Regions from separate parts of the Homo sapiens genome. Here region 1 is linked to region 2. Evidence: chromatin loops called from intact Hi-C (ENCODE). Cell type or tissue: mucosa of descending colon. All regions are shown on one strand. Links, peaks and the distances in the headings refer to the core of each region. The heading gives the core; the rest is flanking DNA.

Evidence for each region. Hi-C counts contacts between places; a loop is a spot of excess contacts. Peaks named below come from ENCODE experiments on the same cell type or tissue, not always from the same donor. Only the 100,000 strongest peaks of a DNase experiment are listed, where the experiment ranks them.
Region 1: a loop joins it to region 2, with 7 times the contacts of the local background. A loop is called at or near these places in 15 of 110 quality-filtered maps.

What each region holds. Positions count from the first base shown.
Region 1 is chr20:63,645,882-63,648,791 of GRCh38, reverse strand. All of the region lies in intron 1 of STMN3 (stathmin 3), which reads left to right. Among named protein-coding and RNA genes, the nearest start is that of STMN3, 6.1 kb to the left of the region's middle. RefSeq lists a silencer at 262-556. In mucosa of descending colon, for the core only: no CTCF peak of the experiment used is centred there; no DNase peak of the experiment used is centred there.
Region 2 is chr20:63,859,510-63,862,419 of GRCh38, reverse strand. ABHD16B (abhydrolase domain containing 16B) reads right to left here and starts at 922. Exons shown (of 1, transcript NM_080622.4): 1 at 1-922. The coding sequence starts at 879. It overlaps ABHD16B-AS1 (ABHD16B antisense RNA 1), which reads left to right. Exons shown (of 2, transcript NR_165314.1): 2 at 1-1,205. In mucosa of descending colon, for the core only: no CTCF peak of the experiment used is centred there; DNase peaks (open chromatin) are centred at 390, 980 and 1,667.

The DNA.
Region 1 (2,910 bases), core at 252-2,751, 210 kb after region 2:
GCTGTTAATCACATTTTCTGGCCTTTATGGTAAACACATTCCAGTTTTTGTTTTTTGAGACAGAGTCTCGCTGTGTTGCCCAGGCTGGAACGCAGTGGCACAATCTCTGCTCACTACAACTTCCGCCTTCCAGGCTCAAGTGATTCTCCTGCCTCAGCCTCCTGAGTAGCTGGGGCAACAGGCATGTGCCACCACACCCAGCTAATTTTTATATTTTTAGTAGAGATGGGGTTTCACCATGTTGCCTAGGCTGGTCTCAAACTCTTGTTCTCAAGCGATCCTCCTGCCTCAGCCTCCCAAAGTTCTGGGATTACAGGCGTGAGCCACTGCGCCCGGCCACATTCAGAGTTTTGGATGTGTGATAAGGAAGGATGAGCTGAAGGGTAGGGGCCTGGAGTCTGCTGATAGGGAGCTGGTTGCTGGCAGAGTCAGGCCTGGAGGGGCCAAGTCCCTACCTTCTTATCCTCTCAGGACCCAGGTACGTTCTGCCCCAGCCCAAACTCCCTCTTGCTCTCTCCCTCCCCCGTCCTCCTGAGCACAGGGTTGGCCACCTCTTCAGCTCCTCTAAATGTCCCCAATGTCTCCTGACCTGCTGCTGTGGAACACATGGCTGGCACACCCTCTAACTCCCTCATCACATCCTCTTGTTTAACATTAATTTTTAATAGGCTAGGTACTGTGGCTTACACCTATAATCCTAGTGCTTTGGGAGGCTGAGGTGGGAGGGTCTCTTGAGGCCGGGAGTTCAAGATCAGCCTGGACAAGACAGCAAGACCTATCACTACTCTCTCTCTCTCTGTATATATATATGTATATATATATATATATATACATATATATATACACACACACACATATATACGTATATATATTAATATATACACACGTGTATATATACGTATATATATTAATATATACACGTGTATATATACGTATATATATTAATATATACATATATACGTATATATATTATATATACACGTGTATATATACGTATATATATTATATATATACACGTGTATATATGTATATATATTATATATATACACGTGTATATATATGTATATAATATATATACACGTGTATATATATTATATATATACACGTGTATATATACGTATATATATATTATATATATACATGTATATATATATATGTTTGTTTGTGTTTGTTTTTGAGACAGAGTCTCACTCTGTCACCCAGGCTGGAGTGCAGTGGCGTGATCTCAGCTCACTGCAACCTCTGCCTCCTGGGTTCAAGCGATTCTCCCGTCTCAGTCTCCCGAGTAGCTGGGACTACACGTGCCCGCCACCATGCCTGGCTAATTTTTGTTATTTTTAGTAGAGACAGGGTTTCATCATGTTGGTCAGGCTGGTCTCGAACTCCTGACCTCATGATCTGCCCGCCTTGGCCCCTCAAAGTTCTGGGATTACAGGCGTGAGCCACCATGCCCGGCCTCCATACCACTACAAATTTTTTTTTTTTTTTTGAGACGGGAGTCTTGCTCCCAGGCTGGAGTGCAGTAGCTCGATCTTGGCTCACTTCAACCTCCACCTCCCGGGTTCAAGTGATTCTCCTGCCTCAGCCTCCCAAGTAGCTGGAATTAGAGGAGCCCGCCACCACGCCTGGCTGATTTTTATATTTGTAGTAGAGACAGGGTTTCGCCATGTTGGCCAGGTTGGTCTTGAACTCCTGACCTCAGGTGATCTGCCTGCCTCAGCCTCCCAAAGTGCTGGGATTACAGGCATGAGCCACCACGCCCAGCTATTTTTTTCTTTTTTTTAAGCTGGTGTGTAGGCCGGGCGGGCGCGGTGGCTCAAGACCAGCCTGACCAACATAGTGAAACCCTGTCTCTACTAAAAATACAAAAATTAGCCGGGTGTGGTGGCATGTGCGTGTAATCCCTGCTACTTGGGAGGCTGAGGCAGGAGAATCGCTAGAACCCAGGAGGCGGAATTGCAGTGAGCAGAGATAAAAAAAAAAAGAAAACTGGTGTGCTGGCATGCACCTGTAGTCCCAGCTGCTAAGATGGCAGGATCCGTCAAGCCCAGAAGTTCAAGGCTGCAGTGAACCGCACAGCTGCACCCTACACTCCAGCATGGGCAACAGAGCACAGTCCTGTTTCTAAAAAATAAAGTAGGCCAGGCACAGTGGCTCACACCTGTAATCCCAGCACTTTGGGAGGTCGAGGCGGGCGGATCACGAGGTCAGGAGATCGAGACTATCCTGGCTAATATAGTGAAACCCCGTCTCTACTAAAAATACAAAAAATTAGCTGGGTGTGGTGGCGGTGCCTGTGGTCCCAGCTACTCGGGAGGCTGAGGCAGGAGAATGGTGTGAACCCAGGAGGCGGAGCTTGCGGTGAGCCGAGATCGCACCACTGCACTGCAGCCTGGGCAACAGTGCAAGACTCCATCTCAAAAAGAAAAAAAGAAAACTTGACAAGTCAGACCAAAGTCCCCTGTGAGGCTCCCCCACCTGGTCCCCCTCCATCTCCCTCCCTGAAGACAATGACCAAGACAGGTAGCTTTGCCTCGCTTCCCGGCTCAAAGTCTCATTCCTTCCCCCAAAGGCTCTCGCACGGGCCTGCCCACCCTGGGATTCCTTTCTGCTCCTCCTTACACCCTCTTGGGCTCTGTGCTGCTCTGTCCAGAAAAGTGTAGGTCACCAGGAAATTTAAGTCAGGACAGACCATTCTCTGCACTGTCACCAGAAGACCCAGCTCACCATGAAAGGCTTGATTACTTCTGCCTTGTCTGTCTTCCTTTCCTTTCCTTTCTTCTTTTCCTCCCTCCCTCCCTCCTTCCTTTCTTCCTCTCTCTCTTTTTCTTTCTGTTTTGAGACGGAGTCTCACACTGTCACCCAGGCTGGAGTGCGATGGCGCGACCTCGGCTCACTGCAACCTCCGCC
Region 2 (2,910 bases), core at 200-2,699:
GCGCACCACCAGCCCCTTCCAACTGTGGGGCATGACCTTCAGCGCCAGCGGCACAAGGTCGTCGAAGGTGGCGTCCAGCACCAGTGCACCCAGCTCCGGGTAGGTCATGGTGGCCCAGGTGGCCGTGAAGCCGCCAACAGACCAGCCGTAGACCACCAGGTGCGCGGGCGGGAAGTGCAGGCGGTGCAGTGCGTACTCGACCACCACGTCCATGGCGTTGGCGTCGTGCTGAGGGAAGGGCACGCCAGTGCTGCTGCCGAAGCCGGGGTGGTTCCAGCCCAGCACGGAGTAGCCGGCCTCGAGCGGTGCAGACAGACAGCCCATCTCGTAGAAGCCCGCGTTGCCTTCGCAGCAGATGACGAGGCGCGGCCCGTGCACGTGGCTGCCCGGGTGCTGGCGGCGGTCCATGAACATAGTGTCGATCTCGTTGCCGTCACAGGCCACCAGCTTGGCGCGCCGGCCGTGGTAGCGCTCCACGAGGCGCTCTTGGCCCTGCTGCAGCAGCGGCAGCAGCGCGCGCGTCATCAGGGACACGGAGCCGGGGTACACGAGCCAGCGGCCCAGCGAGTGGGCCAGCGCGTAGCTAGCGAGCTGGCCGGGCAGCTCGCGGAGCTGCTGCAAGAGGCACTGCGCCTGGCTGCGCGCCCCACGTGGAGGCCGCCCCAGCGCATCCCCGCCCAGCGTCTCGTCCCGCAGCAACCACACGCCCGCCGCGGCTGCCGCGCAGGTCAGCGCCCGGTGGCTGCTGCTCCGGCCCACGGCGCGCACGTCATCCCAGCGGAAGGCCACGGGCCAGCCGCGGAATGGGTAGGTGTAGCTGGCGGTCAGGTAGATCTTGAACACGCGCACCAGCGCCTTCACGAAGCAGATGACGCACATGAGCGGTGGCCCTAACGCCCAGCCGCTGGGCCGGGATCGCCGCGAGAGGCACAGGGCAGTCTTAGGGGATACCGGCTCCCGGACAAGCCCTGATGGCCTTTGTGACCTGGCCTTCCAGGGCGGAGGGAAGGCTGCATCCTGTTGCTAGGTGATGGGTGCACAAAGGGTTCCCAGAGATGATGAACCCAAGGTTCTGCCCGTCCCCCGCCTTCGCCAAGACCCCACCAGCTAAACGCTCCCAGGCCCAGCTTTCCCACCCATGATTTGAGCAGCTACTGTCTCCCTCTTTCTTCCTTATTTATTTATTAAATTGAGATGGGGTCTCACTATGCTGCCTAGGCTGGTCTTGAACCCCTGGGCTCAAGCGATCCTCCCGCCTCCACCTCCCACAGTGTTGGGATTACAGGTGTGAGTCCCTGCACCCCGCCTCCACCTCCCACAGTGTTGGGATTACAGGTGTGAGTCCCTGCACCCCGCCTCCCTCTTCCTTAAATTTAAGATGGACAGCCCCACGGGCCAAAAAGGGACAGCAAGGCCTCCTCCGCCTGTACCAGGCTTGCTGTGGGTCCTGCAAGTTTCCCTTCAGGGTCTGCTGGTTTAAACCTCATCTCCCCAGGACGGCCGGGGTCAGAGACAGGGCTGCTGCTGCACCAAAAAGGCGGTATTTGCTCTCGGCCCGGCCCCTCCTCTCCACACCTTCCTTCTTCGGTGCTGACCAGAAACAAGCCCTCTCCTTTTCTGGATCCTCTTTTCACTGGCTGCCAGCAACAGCAGTGACCTTCTGGGGCGGGTCCTGCCTGGCTGGGGTTCCTCTTTCTCGCTCCTGGGTCGAGCCCCCACTCCCAGGCTGCGCCTCCCTCTTTTCTGGAGAGGTATCTTTTCTCCTGCCCTGGAAAGGGCCAGCCCACCTGAGGGCAGGGTCGGAAGCCGCCTGCCAGGAGGAGCCCCAGGGAAGAGGGCAGCTCCAGGTACTCAACAGCTCCCCAGACCAGAAACAAACATGCTACAATCAGGGAGTTTGGCAAATCCAGCCAGAGCCTCTGAGCCCAGGTGCCAGGCCCGCCTGGGACCCCAGCCTTCTGGGGAAGGGGTAGTTTCAGGCTGAAGCACCCCCTCTCTGCTCTCCTGCTCAGCGTCTGGGTTAGAGGCACTGCCTGACCCTAACAGGCCCCGCCCCTAGTTGGGGGAGTCAGCTGCTGCCTTTAGGGGTTGGGGGACAGAAGACAGGGACCAATTAACAAAGGGAGCGATTTGGGGGGCTATTACCCCCATTCTAGGTTGCCAGATAAAATACAGAATAATATGCCAGTTAAATTGGAATTACAAATAAACAAATACTTTTTGGGTATAAGTATGTTCCAACTTCTGCTTGAGACATTATTTTAAAATTGTTTATCTGAAATTCAAATTTAACTGGATATCCTGTTTTTTCTGTTTGTTTGTTTGTTTGTTTTTGAGACGGAGTCTCACTCTTGTCGCCCAGGCTGGAGTGCAATGGTGCAATCTCAGCTCACTGCAACCTCTGCCTCCTGGGTGTTCAAGCAATTCTCCTGCCTCAGCCTCCCAAGTAGCTGGGATTACAGGTGCCCGCCACCATGCCCGGCTAACTTTTTGTACTTTTAGTAGAGATGGGGTTTCACCACGTTGGTCAGGCTGGCCTCTAACTCCTGACCTCAGGTGGATCACCCGCTTTGGCCTCCCAAAGTGCTGGGATTACAGGCAGGAGCCACCGCACCCGGTCTAGATATACCCTGTTTTTAAATTTGTTTTTGTTTTGCTAAATCTGGCAGTCCTACCCCCAGGCACACACACAGTTGAGATCCAGATTTTCCTGGTTATCCAGCTTTGATCTCCGATTGGCTACTGTGCTCATTGGTCAAAGCCTGAGGACAAAGAGGGTGTCTCAGGGTCCACTGGTGCACCTGTCACACCATCCTTTCCACTGGGTCCTGGGCAGCAACAGGAGCCCTGCCCCAGGAGGAAACACACAGGGTACTGCCCCTGCAGCCAAGGGATGGGCAAGGCTTCCCC